4 separate regions of the Mus musculus genome follow, and regions 1, 2 and 4 are each linked to region 3. A link is a contact called in ENCODE POLR2A ChIA-PET data. All regions are on one chromosome and are shown on one strand. The core of a region is the stretch at or near the end of the contact, and the rest is flanking DNA. Distances in the headings are between cores, read along the strand shown.

Region 1 (2,700 bases), core at 86-2,585, 180 kb before region 3:
CTAAGGGACACAGGACAGGAAGCCCAGGATAGGAAGCAACTTGGGGCGCGAAGGCCAGGGAGAAGCAGGCGCTCTGCAGTGGCCAGAAAGGTCCCGGCGAGGAGGTCAAGGTGCTTCCTGTTACGTGCGGGCATTGCGTTCTGTCTCTGCCAAGCACTCTCTGACTAGTGCCCGAGCGTGGATGATGCCTGGGGTGCGGTGAGGATGGGGAAGTAATAAACAGGGCCCCAGAAACAGTCCACAGCCACCCTTCAGAGCAGACACTCCCCCACCGCTCCATGGTTCAGCAAGAGCACCTCTAATCTAATGAGGATGGATGGGATTAAGGGTTGGCTAATCCGAGTTCCCAGGCACCTTCTTGGAAACAGACTCATTTGAAAATGGAAAAGTTCATTTAAAACCCCTCCTTAGGTACACGTTCTGTTCCAATCGAGGCTGGCCCAAATGTCCTGTCCTGACTCTAGATATCCTCCATCCTTACTGAACTGTCTTAAAGTTCAGTGTCTGTGTCCTGGGCAGAGCAAGGGCAGGCCTGTGGCTTCACTTACCTCTCTTCAGGCGCTCCATGGCACTCTTGCTACCAGCATAGGTGGGCCGGATCTCTTTGCCCATCTCCTCTATGACAGACAGCAGGTCCGTGTAGGTGCTCTGAGAGCCCTGGGAACCAGGTGGCTTCATCGCCTGTGTCAAAAGAAAATACAGACGTGATCTCAGACCCCGAGGGGATCTCCTGTCCTCAGCCATAAGCAAGCTCTTGGCCACACTCACCTGTACATACCCCATGGAGGGCGGACCAAAGTCGTTAAACAGCGGTCTGAAAGGTGCGGCAGCTCCTGGCACTGAGCCCGATGGCGATGGGACACTCCCGGCTGCAACGACACCAGCAAGAGGTCAGAGTGTGACAAGGGCCTCGTCACAGATTTCCAAGCCCAGGACTGTTCCCTTGACTAACCTCCAACGGCATGCTTCTTCATTCCACTCTGAACAACTTCGGAGACACACTCCTCCCCCCTGCGCTCCACCTACAAGCTCTACGTGACCACGCCCACTTCTCAGGCCAGCAAACTGAGGCTGAGCCAGGCTCGTCTAGCAGGCCCCGGATTGCAAAACTCGAGCGGTTTCTCTCCAAGACCTCGACTGCCCGGACAAGGCGAACAAGGATGGAGTTGGAGCCTCACCTGTAGGGACCGGGGTGCCTGGCCCGGGGGTGCTGGAGCCCGGGGTACTGCTGGGGGCGGGCGCGATAGGTTTGTAGGACATCCCAACTCCTCAGTGCGGCGGCCGCCAGCCGGCCGCTCCTCTGGGGTTGGCTGTCCGGCAGCTCAGCCGCACTCTGATTGGCAAGCGAGCTGCACGCCCCTGGTAAATAGAGCTCCGGCCGGAAGGGTGGGCGGGCACGATCGGTCCTCACTCTCGATTGGCGCGCTCAGCTGTCACTCGAGCCTCCTCATTGGCTGAATCTTGCCCCCGCAGGGCGCAACCGCTGCCGATTGGCCTCCACCTTCCGGACCTCGCACCTGTCTGCCCCGGATTGGGCGGTGACAGTCGTCCTCCTCAATTGGCGAGTTCGGGGCCCGGGGCCGGCGCGCTTTCAATCCGATTAGTCCCGAGGTCCAAGAGGCGGGGCCTCGGCAGCGGGCCAGTCTGGTCCCCGCGGTTTGCTCCGGTGGTGTGTGGCGGGCCGCCGAACACACTTCGTCCTCACCGCTTCGCGACTTCCCTCCGCTCAGAACTCCCAAGGCCACGGCTCCCACAGTGTGAGCACTCCGCCCTACCCCGAGCGTTTTACGTCACCTTTCACTGGTTCCGTGTCCCCCCCCCTTCGGCTGTGCGCATGTGCGCGCCTCAGGCCTGTATTTGTTCCCATGGCAACGGTTCCCTCACCAAAGTCATTACCAAGCTCCTTCTCTGGATTGGTTTGAATCTTCGGTCTAGGCAGGTGGGTCCAAGGCAGCCAACGACGCTGCTCGACACTGAACCCTAAGTCCCCTACTCTCTCCACAGACAATGATAGAGCATCATAGATCAAGAATTGCGTTAGGTCAAGTCAGGACCCTGGTCAAGACCCTTGGCTGGAATCTCAACACCTCATTAATGGTTTCCTCCTGGACTCTTTTTGGCGGGTGGGATGAGATTGAGACAAGGTCTCAAGTAGCCCAGTCAGAACTCGAACTCTCCGGGTAGGGGAGGGTGACCTTGAATTCCTGATGCTCTTGTCTCGGAAATGCTAAAGGATTACAGTCACACGCCAGTTTCTTGCCCTAATAGGTTTCCGTTTTCTCATGAAACATGAAGACAGTAATACCTGGAAAGTAAACTTGGAAGTGGGTAGAGAAATAGAGATGAGAGCCAGCCCCATATGGGTTGAAGCATGGTTGATTATTGTTCTGACGTCATTAATGAAACTCCCACCTGGGTCTGGCCATCTAGTTCCTATTTCCTTGAAATCAATTCACTTTAAAATTAAAATAAAACTATTTTATGTATACGAGTGTTTTGTCTGCATATATGTCTGCAGAACTGCTGCTTTAGCCCTCAACTCACTTTTTAAAAAAGCGACTGCAGAGATGGCTTAGCAGGTAAGAGGACAGGCTGCTCCTCCAGAGGACCCAGGTTAGAATTCTAAGCATTTACATAAAGTGCCTCAGAACCATCTGTAACTGCATTTCCAGGGGGCCCAATATCTCTTTCTGTTCTCAG
Region 2 (2,750 bases), core at 179-2,678, 210 kb before region 3:
AAGAAGTACAGTGCTCTTAACTGCTGAGTCATCACTCCAGGCCATACGCTATTTTTTTCGTGACTGATATTTCACTGAGAATACTGATAGGATTATGTAGTGTATTAAATTAGCTTAATTTGTGTGTGTGTGTATGCTAGAGAAAGAACCCAGGACCTCTCAAATGCTAGGCAAATGTTCCAACACTGAGCTACACTCTCAGTCCCTAGCTTAACATTTTATTTATTATTATTGTTGTTGTTATTGTTGTTATCATTAGTTTTTCAAGACAGGGTTTCTCTTGCTGTCTTGGAACTCCCTCTGTAGGCCAATCTGAACTTGAACTCAGAGATCCACCTGCCTTTGCCTCCCAAGTGCTGGGGTTAAAGGCGTGTACCACAACAACCTGGATAATATGTTATTATTTTTATCTATCTACATCTTTCATGCTCTGGTGTATACTTATCAGCCATATCGGTCAGCTTTCCTTCTGTTGTACTTTCTGCAAGATGAGTACAGCAGACTACTTAGCTCGCCTGTAAGCTCTCTGTGTTGATAGAAAACAAACCCAAGCATGTTTCCTCTTCCCTTCAGAAAGTCCCCTCTCTGAGGACTTTTTTTTTTTAAGATTTATTTATTTATTTATTATATAAGTACACTGTAGCTATCTTCAGACACACCAGAAGTGGGCATCAGATCTCATTACAGATGGTTGTGAGCCACCATGTGGTTGCTGGGATTTGAACTCATGATCTCTGGAAGAGCAGTCAGTGCCCTTAACTGCTGAGCCATCTCTCCAGCCCCTCAAGACTTTTTGCTGGAAAGTGAAGCAGTCAGAGTATGTGACTTGGGGCTCAGGGGAAAGAAAATAATCTTCCTGGTTATGATATAAGGGATGAAGACACTACAGAGAAGTATGTGTCACCACACCGGGTTTCCTTCCTTTTTTTTCTTAAGACAAGTGAATCTAGAGTCCAGAATCTAGATGTTATAACTTATGCTAAAGTATGCAAAATAAAAGGGCCAAAGGGGCCGGGCGGTGGTGGCGCACGCCTTTAATCCCAGCACTTGGGAGGCAGAGGCAGGCGGATTTCTGAGTTTGAGGCCAGCCTGGTCTACAAAGTGAGTTCCAGGACAGCCAGGGCTACACAGAGAAACCCTGCCTCTAAAAAACAAAACAAAGCAAAACAAAAAAGGCCCAAAGGGAATACACAGGTGAAGCGGTGTTTTTCGTTTTTCATTTTTCTAACTGAAGTGCCGATAATAGGGCATCTACAACTTAAATGGAGTGGCACACAGCTAGGAGAGCTGCAACCCCTATAAAGCCAACTAAGCACAACTGGCAGGGGAGGGACAACCAAAGGCCCGCCCCTAAGCAGGCTCAGGCTCCGCCCCCAGTGCCGCGTTAAAGCCGTAGCATTAGGAACCAATCACGGCTCTTTTCTTCATTCCCTCCCTTTTTTGGCTTCTGCCCTCAGTCAAAATGGCGCTTGCTCAGAAGCTGCCGAGGCGCTAGGAGTTGCCGAAACAGGTCCGGAAGCTACCGAGCGAGTCCGGAAGTTGCCGAAAGGGAGCAGCGGGGAAGGAGGATGGCGGATCTCATCGCAAGACTTCGAGAGGACGGGATCCAAAAGCGTGTGATACAGGAGGGCCGAGGAGAGTTGCCGGACTTTCAGGATGGCACTAAGGTTTGTGTCCATCCTCTCCCCACTTTCCCAGCGTCTCTTCTGAAGCGCGGTGCGCATGCGAGGCGGGAGGAGGCCGTAGGTGAGAGGTTGCGCATGCCCAGAGAGCAGCTGCCAGTCAGGCTACCTCTCACATGCCGAGCTCGACGCTGATTGGTCTGGATTTAAGTGGGAGTTAATTCAGATATGTCTACTCCGCCCCTTGGCTTTGCTTTAGGACTGCATTGGACAGGGGTGGGTGTCAGTCATCTCAAAATGGTTTGGTGTGGGTGTGACCTCAGTGCTGATACCCGTACCTGAAGGTTCAAAGCTCATGCAGTTTTGAGTAAAGGGGCCTTCTGAAACCATCTAGGACAATTCTCATTGTTTACATAGGGAAACTGAGGTCCTGGAACTAAAAAAAACACAGAGTCCCAGAGATCCAGTTTTCCAGACCAAACTCCTATGTCAGCGTTCTGATAGATGGTAGCATTGCTTTTATATCTGGGCACCAAGTTCAGGTGCCCCTCCCTAAGGCACTCCATACCTCTAGGTTCCCCTGCTTTGTTGCTGTAGATCTCTAATCACAGTTGTGGAGCTGATACCAGTGAAGCCAAAAGCAAGAATTCTGTGAATGAATGTATGCCCTCTGGCCAGTGGTGTTAAGCCAGCAGGCAGAGAGTCTAGTCTGATGTGGTGAGGGGTAAATGCTGAGAGCAGAGGGCAGGCATGTGGTGGTAGTGATCAGCTGTGCTTGAAAAGGGGATCTACAAGCTGGGCCTGGTGGCCCATGCCTACAGTCTCAGCCGCTGGTGAAGCTGGGCTACAGCATGAGTTCAAGGCCAGCTCAGGACACTCAATGAGACCCTGTCTTAAAATTAGAGAGATGGAGATAGAGAACAGGCTTTGGAAGGAGCCTGGCAAGAGGGATGCTAGATGGAAAAGCTTAGGATAAACTAATATAAGACTAATCTGTGAGCAGGGGCACGTGGTAAATAGAAGCAGGCAGGATTAAACAATCACTGGGGCTCAGGAGGGGGGACCGTCTTCTGCTGGTGAGGTGGCTTAGTGGATAGAGTGCTTGCTGCCAACCTGATGGCCTGGGTC
Region 3 (2,700 bases), core at 140-2,639:
TGTCAAAGCCAAGTCTATGTGATGTCCCCTCAGTTGGCCCTTAAAGACCTAAAGACCCATGTTCTGTGCTGCCCACAGGAACCAGCGGGATGGGCAGGTACCACGGCAAGTTCTCCTTTGACACCTTCTCCAACCAGCGTGCCTGTCTGCTGCGCAGCCCGGGAATGGAGAAAATCAATGACTTGCGCTACCCACCCTACTCCAGTCGCAACCTCAGGGTGTTGTTGGTGGCCATGGAGGAGAGGTGCTGCAGCTGCACCCTGCTGTAAGCAGGGGTTTTGGGGTACAGGAGCCTGCCTGGGGCACAGCTTCAGAGAAGTGGCCTGCCAGGGCCAAGGCCACAGAGCAGTCTGCTCAGCCCTTCTTGGTGGAGCCCTCTGCCTCCTGGGGCTCCCCTTTTTGGACCTTTGAATAAGATAGGCTGAGGGTAGGAAGGCAGGAAGGGATGCAGTGACCATAGAATCTTCGAGAAAACAGAGCACTTCTGAACTACCCACCCTCTCGTGGATAGTGTTGCAAGGGAGCAGTGATAATCGGCACAGGTCATACTCTGTGACCAGGCCTGTCTGGGTCTTCTCACTCTCAGTTTTCTATCTGCACAATGGAAATAAAACAGCCTTAACAAAACAGCCTATCGTCGTGGAAGTATTAAACTAGGAGGGCTGACTCCAAGCTACAGGTGTCTTGTCTTTTTTGGAGTGGAGGTGCTGCCTCCGTGATAAGTCCAAGACCTTTCCCCAGCTACAACTCACCCCTCACCTCACAAGTTTACTCAGCCGTAAAACATTCCACCAGTCTGAGCTCCATGCTCCAAGGGATGGCGCTTCCAGCCACTCACCTGCTAAAACTCAAAATTTTTGACATCCTGTCTCTACACATGGCCTGGTTTTTGACTAAGTCAACATGTCCTTCCTGGCCTTCCAGATTCTACACCGCCAGCTTAGACACTACTTCCTGAAGGAAGCATTTCTGATCACTCCATACAAGGCATGCAGATTGCCTCATGGTTCTCTAGTCCTAGGGGCAGACTTGACAAAAGTCCTGCTACCCGCGGCCGTTACAAGGACCAGTGGTTAAAGCGCTTGTACGCTGTCGCCATCTTTGCAGTATTCAAATGAGCCCTACCCCTCCCGCCTCCCCGGACTGTAGCAGCGTCCCAAACCGAGGTCAGGAAGTCCCGCCTTCAGGATCTCGGAAGTCAGGCGCATTAACCTCTCTGATACAACATGGCAGCTCCCTACAAAACTTCAAGCATCTGCTCCCATCAGCCAATTAGAGAAAAATATAGTCCTGGGCCCGCCTCCTACAGGACCCTAGGCCAATCAGACCAAAGAAGGAAAGGGCACTATGGAAAAAGGCGTGAGAAGCTCGCCCAATGGCAGCATCCTGAGCTTAGGCTCCGCCTTCCGGTTGAACCGCATCTGGGCCAGGGAAGGAGCCGCAGCACTTCAAGGTGGGTGGCCAGGGCAAGGCGGCGAAGACAGGGTCTGGGTGACGCAACGACAGGGTTGAACGGGGTGTCACCGCTGACCTTATGAAGTCTGGGATCTAGCGCTTCGGCTCGGGACCCGCGGCTTGTGCGTCCTTCCCGAGCTGCGGACCGGAAAGCCTGCACCCTCAGGCGCATGCGCTGCCTCGCCGGCTGCCTTCTGCGTTCATAGGGTCAGAGGTCAAGGGGAAGGTCTGAGAGAAAGTGGTAGGTTGGATCCAGGATTGCTTGGGGTCAAGAATTGGCCGACCCCTACAGGTCAAAGGTCACAAGAGGGCGCTAGAGCGTTGGTGATCTGCCAGACTCTTGGTCAAAATCCCCTTGTTTGCATACATCCCTAATTTTCGGGACCCCTCTTCCTACATTGTAATCCAGAAACTGAGGCCAGGGGACATCATTTGCCCAAGGTCACTCTGCAGGTTGGGGAGAGTTCCAGGAGCCCCTTGGGTTGAGGAGAGGAACTTGACCCTGGTAATTATTTAAATCTTTAAGGGTTTTCTGCAGGTATCTCCTGGATTCCTGTCCTGGTTCCAATGACATTGGGTAATTTGGGAGCAATCACTTAACATGACAGGATGACAGGGTCTATGACATTTGACATGAAGCCTGGCTCAGAGTTATCAGGACCCACTAGGAGGACCCACCAGAAGAACCATCCAGGCTCCTGAATACACTGGTGGTGGTCAGGGAGCCTTGGTGTGAGCGGAGGATGAGGAGTGGACATGGGGAAATGGATTAAATAGGTTGCTTAGGAACTGCAGAAATAGAAGGAACTTGGGGTGCCCAGGAACTGTGAGTCAGCAGAGTGAGGTCAGATTGAGGGTTAGGGGTGCTGGTCTTGAGTGGGATTGTGAGTGAATGGGGCGTAAGGTAGAGGTTCAGAGGAGGGCAGTTTTAGACCCTTCTCTTCCCTTCTCCATGTTCCAGATGTATCGCCTGAGCTCATCAATGCTGCCACGGGCCTTGGCCCAGGCCATGCGCACAGGTAGGGCTAGAGGCCTTTCCTGGGGGTGGGGGAGCAGAGCTTCCTGGTGTGAAATCACCTCTCTCCTTGCAGGACATCTTAATGGACAAAGCCTTCATAGCAGCGCAGTGGCGGCAACGTACAGTGAGTAGCCAATATTCTGACTTGAGCTTTTCTGACCGTCGTCACACCCAAGGCCCGGGAAATTGCTTTGCTAGGGACCCTCTGTGAGCTCTAGTTTCCACTC
Region 4 (2,768 bases), core at 226-2,725, 130 kb before region 3:
AAGAGGAGGAGACAGACCAGCAAGAACCAGACACCAAAAAAAAAAAATAAATAAAAATAAAAATAAAAAAGAGAAAAAAAGTGAAAAAAAAGAACAAGAAAGAAAGAAAGAAAGAAAGAAAGAAAGAAAGAAAATAAAGAAAAAGAACCAGACACCAGGGCTGGTGAGATGGCTCAGTGGGTAAGAGCACCCGACTGCTCTTCCGAAGGTCAGGAGTTCAAATCCCAGCAACCACATGGTGGCTCACAACCATCCGTAACGAGATCTGGCGCCCTCTTCTGGAGTGTCTGAAGACAGCTTCAGTGTACTTACATATAATAAATAAATCTTTAAAAAAAAAAAAAAAAAAAAGAACCAGACACCAGCTAGGACAGGCAGGCTGCGGGAGGAAAGAGTGAGACACAGGTGTAGCTACCTACAACTGCTTGAATAGTCCAAATCCCCATTACCCAGGGAGACACAGAGAAGGGAGAAGCAAGGAAGGAAGGGGAGACTGAAGAAAGAAACAGCCCTTAGCCAGCCTGAGGGAAGACATAGCTGCCCCCTCAACACCAGAGGGCATGACTGAAGAGTGTGATGTGATGTGATATGATGTTCTCTCTCTCTCTCTCTCTCTCCCTCCCTCTCAGTTGTGGGCTCACACACTTGGGTGTGTGTAACAGTGAGGTTGTGTGTGGTAGCCTTTAGGGACAGGTGTTTATTTTGTTATTATTTTTTTTATTTTTAAAAATTATGTGTCTCTGTTTGTGCAAATGAGTGCAGTCCCCAAGTAAGCCCCAAGTGTCAGATCTGGCTCCAGAGTTCAAGCCAGTTGTGAGCTACCTGGCTGAGTTCTGGGAACTGAACTTGGGTCCTGTGTAAGATCTGGAAATGCCTTGAACATCGGGGCCATCTCTCCAGCTGTTATTTTTGAAGGGCTGAAGAACTAGAGTCCATGTCAGAAAGGCGAGGAACCACCAACTAAGGTTTTTGACATACAACTGCAACTTTGTCTCTTCACTTGATTTTTCTTCGCTTTTTGAAGCTCCTCAGATCTCTGACATAAAGAACACAAAAGCGCAGTTTTCTGGCTATTCCTAGCGAAGGTCAAAGGAGCAAACGAAGCTCTTTGGGCAGGAGAAAGAAGTTGGTGAGTTAAGGATGGCCACTAACGGAATCTACTAGAGAGGTTGGTAGATGGGGATAGGCAGAAGGCTGACAGAGTTGCACATGCTGCAGAAAGCTGTCCAGCTCCAGCACAAAGTGGAAGGGAGCTGGACACACCCTTCTCGGAGCAGGACTCAAAAATGAACCCAGCACTGTGGCCGACTCGGGTCACATGCTAGTGTCTCGGGCAGGAGGCGGGAGCTGCAGAGATCCAATACCGGCTATTCTCTCCAACGTGTTGAGTCAGCATCCGGGGCGGCATCCGGGGCGGAGCGCAATGCCCCTTATAAGGCTGGCTGTCCTGGGGCCTGTGTTTGCTTCCATCCCTGAGACACCTCTCTGACTATTCAGCACTTGATCCCCACTTCTCTCTGCACAGCAGCCAGTGAGTCCACGCCCTGAAGCTTCCCCGAACTACCAGCTTGCAGCTGTCGGGGCCAGGGCTCGCTCTGGACTGAGCTCTCTGCACCGGGCATTTTGCACCAGGAGCCTGGGACGGGGTGTGGGGAACAAATCAGAAAAGGGACCCGGGAGATGGAGCGGGAAAGTGCACCACACTGAACCCTAATCATTCCCCTTCTTCTACCTAACATTCTTCTCCTGTCCCCCAGTGCCGCCGTACACCATTGTCTACTTCCCAAGTCCAGGTAGGAGCTAATGACTGCAGGAAGGGGAGGTCTGGGGTAGGGGTTGCAGCCCACCATTCCTATCTGCCATGGAGAAATTGCAATTCATCATTAATCCTCCTGGTTGCAAGGCTCTACTTCCCTCACCATGGCCAGTCAGTCCTTGTACTCGAAATTGCTTTGAGGCTGGGCCTTTACACTATCCCCCAAATCCTTACCCTGACTCCATACAGGGCGGTGTGAGGCCATGCGCATGCTGCTGGCTGACCAGGGCCAGAGCTGGAAGGAGGAGGTGGTTACCATAGATACCTGGATGCAAGGCTTGCTCAAGCCCACTTGTGTGAGTGACACCCGTAGTGGAGGGGGCAGAGGTAGGGCCTTAGGAGGGCTGTGACTGGGAGGCAGCAGCATCACCAAGGTTCTTGTTCCTCCCTCCAGCTGTATGGGCAGCTCCCCAAGTTTGAGGATGGAGACCTCACCCTTTACCAATCTAATGCCATCTTGAGACACCTTGGCCGCTCTTTGGGTAAGTCCTGAACCCAGGTGGTCCAGCTGGTGGGCAGGGTGGTGGGGGGGGTATCAGTTATTGTTTCAGGGGGTATCTGCCCAGCTGGCCACTCCCTTTTTAGTTTTGAGTTGACAGAGCAAAACAGGGACACACAGAGATTATCCTTGTTCAGGCTGCATCTGTGGTCTGCCTGCCATGGCTTCCTGTTGCCTTTCATGAGCTCAGGTCTCACATGACTACCCATATCCCCTCCCCCAAGACTGCGACCTACCAACAGCCACATACCTGAGGAAATCAGGGATCAGTCATGCTGTCTCTCCCAACCCGCAGGGCTTTATGGGAAAAACCAGAGGGAGGCCGCCCAGGTGGATATGGTGAATGATGGGGTGGAGGACCTTCGCGGCAAATATGGCACCATGATCTACAGAAACTATGTGAGCCTGAATCTGGGGGGTAGGGTAGCCCAGGAAGTAGGTAGTGGTAGGCCA

What was found. ChIA-PET counts read pairs that join two places held with the same protein, here RNA polymerase II (POLR2A).
Region 1: POLR2A ChIA-PET joins it to region 3 with 15 read pairs in embryonic stem cell. The contact joins the promoter of Cdk2ap2 here to the promoter of Ndufs8 in region 3. POLR2A ChIA-PET finds 5 or more read pairs at or near these places in 3 of 5 experiments (Patski and embryonic stem cell).
Region 2: POLR2A ChIA-PET joins it to region 3 with 10 read pairs in embryonic stem cell. The contact joins the promoter of Aip here to the promoter of Ndufs8 in region 3. POLR2A ChIA-PET finds 5 or more read pairs at or near these places in 2 of 5 experiments (Patski and embryonic stem cell).
Region 4: POLR2A ChIA-PET joins it to region 3 with 11 read pairs in embryonic stem cell. The contact joins the promoter of Gstp2 here to the promoter of Ndufs8 in region 3. POLR2A ChIA-PET finds 5 or more read pairs at or near these places in 3 of 5 experiments (Patski and embryonic stem cell).

The regions. Positions count from the first base shown.
Region 1 is chr19:4,095,986-4,098,685 of GRCm38, reverse strand. It overlaps Cdk2ap2 (CDK2-associated protein 2), which reads right to left and starts at 1,335. Exons shown (of 4, transcript NM_026373.4): 1 at 1,179-1,335; 2 at 769-869; 3 at 549-681; 4 at 1-188. The coding sequence starts at 1,260. The coding sequence ends at 121.
Region 2 is chr19:4,120,253-4,123,002 of GRCm38, reverse strand. Aip (aryl-hydrocarbon receptor-interacting protein) reads left to right here and starts at 1,428. Exons shown (of 6, transcript NM_001276284.1): 1 at 1,428-1,667. The coding sequence starts at 1,569.
Region 3 is chr19:3,911,463-3,914,162 of GRCm38, reverse strand. It overlaps Ndufs8 (NADH:ubiquinone oxidoreductase core subunit S8), which reads left to right and starts at 1,389. Exons shown (of 7, transcript NM_001271443.1): 1 at 1,389-1,453; 2 at 2,417-2,474; 3 at 2,547-2,597. The coding sequence starts at 2,417. It overlaps Aldh3b1 (aldehyde dehydrogenase 3 family, member B1), which reads left to right. Exons shown (of 10, transcript NM_026316.3): 10 at 79-672. The coding sequence ends at 269.
Region 4 is chr19:4,040,928-4,043,695 of GRCm38, reverse strand. It overlaps Gstp2 (glutathione S-transferase, pi 2), which reads left to right and starts at 1,475. Exons shown (of 7, transcript NM_181796.2): 1 at 1,475-1,531; 2 at 1,758-1,793; 3 at 2,006-2,112; 4 at 2,211-2,298; 5 at 2,611-2,714. The coding sequence starts at 1,531.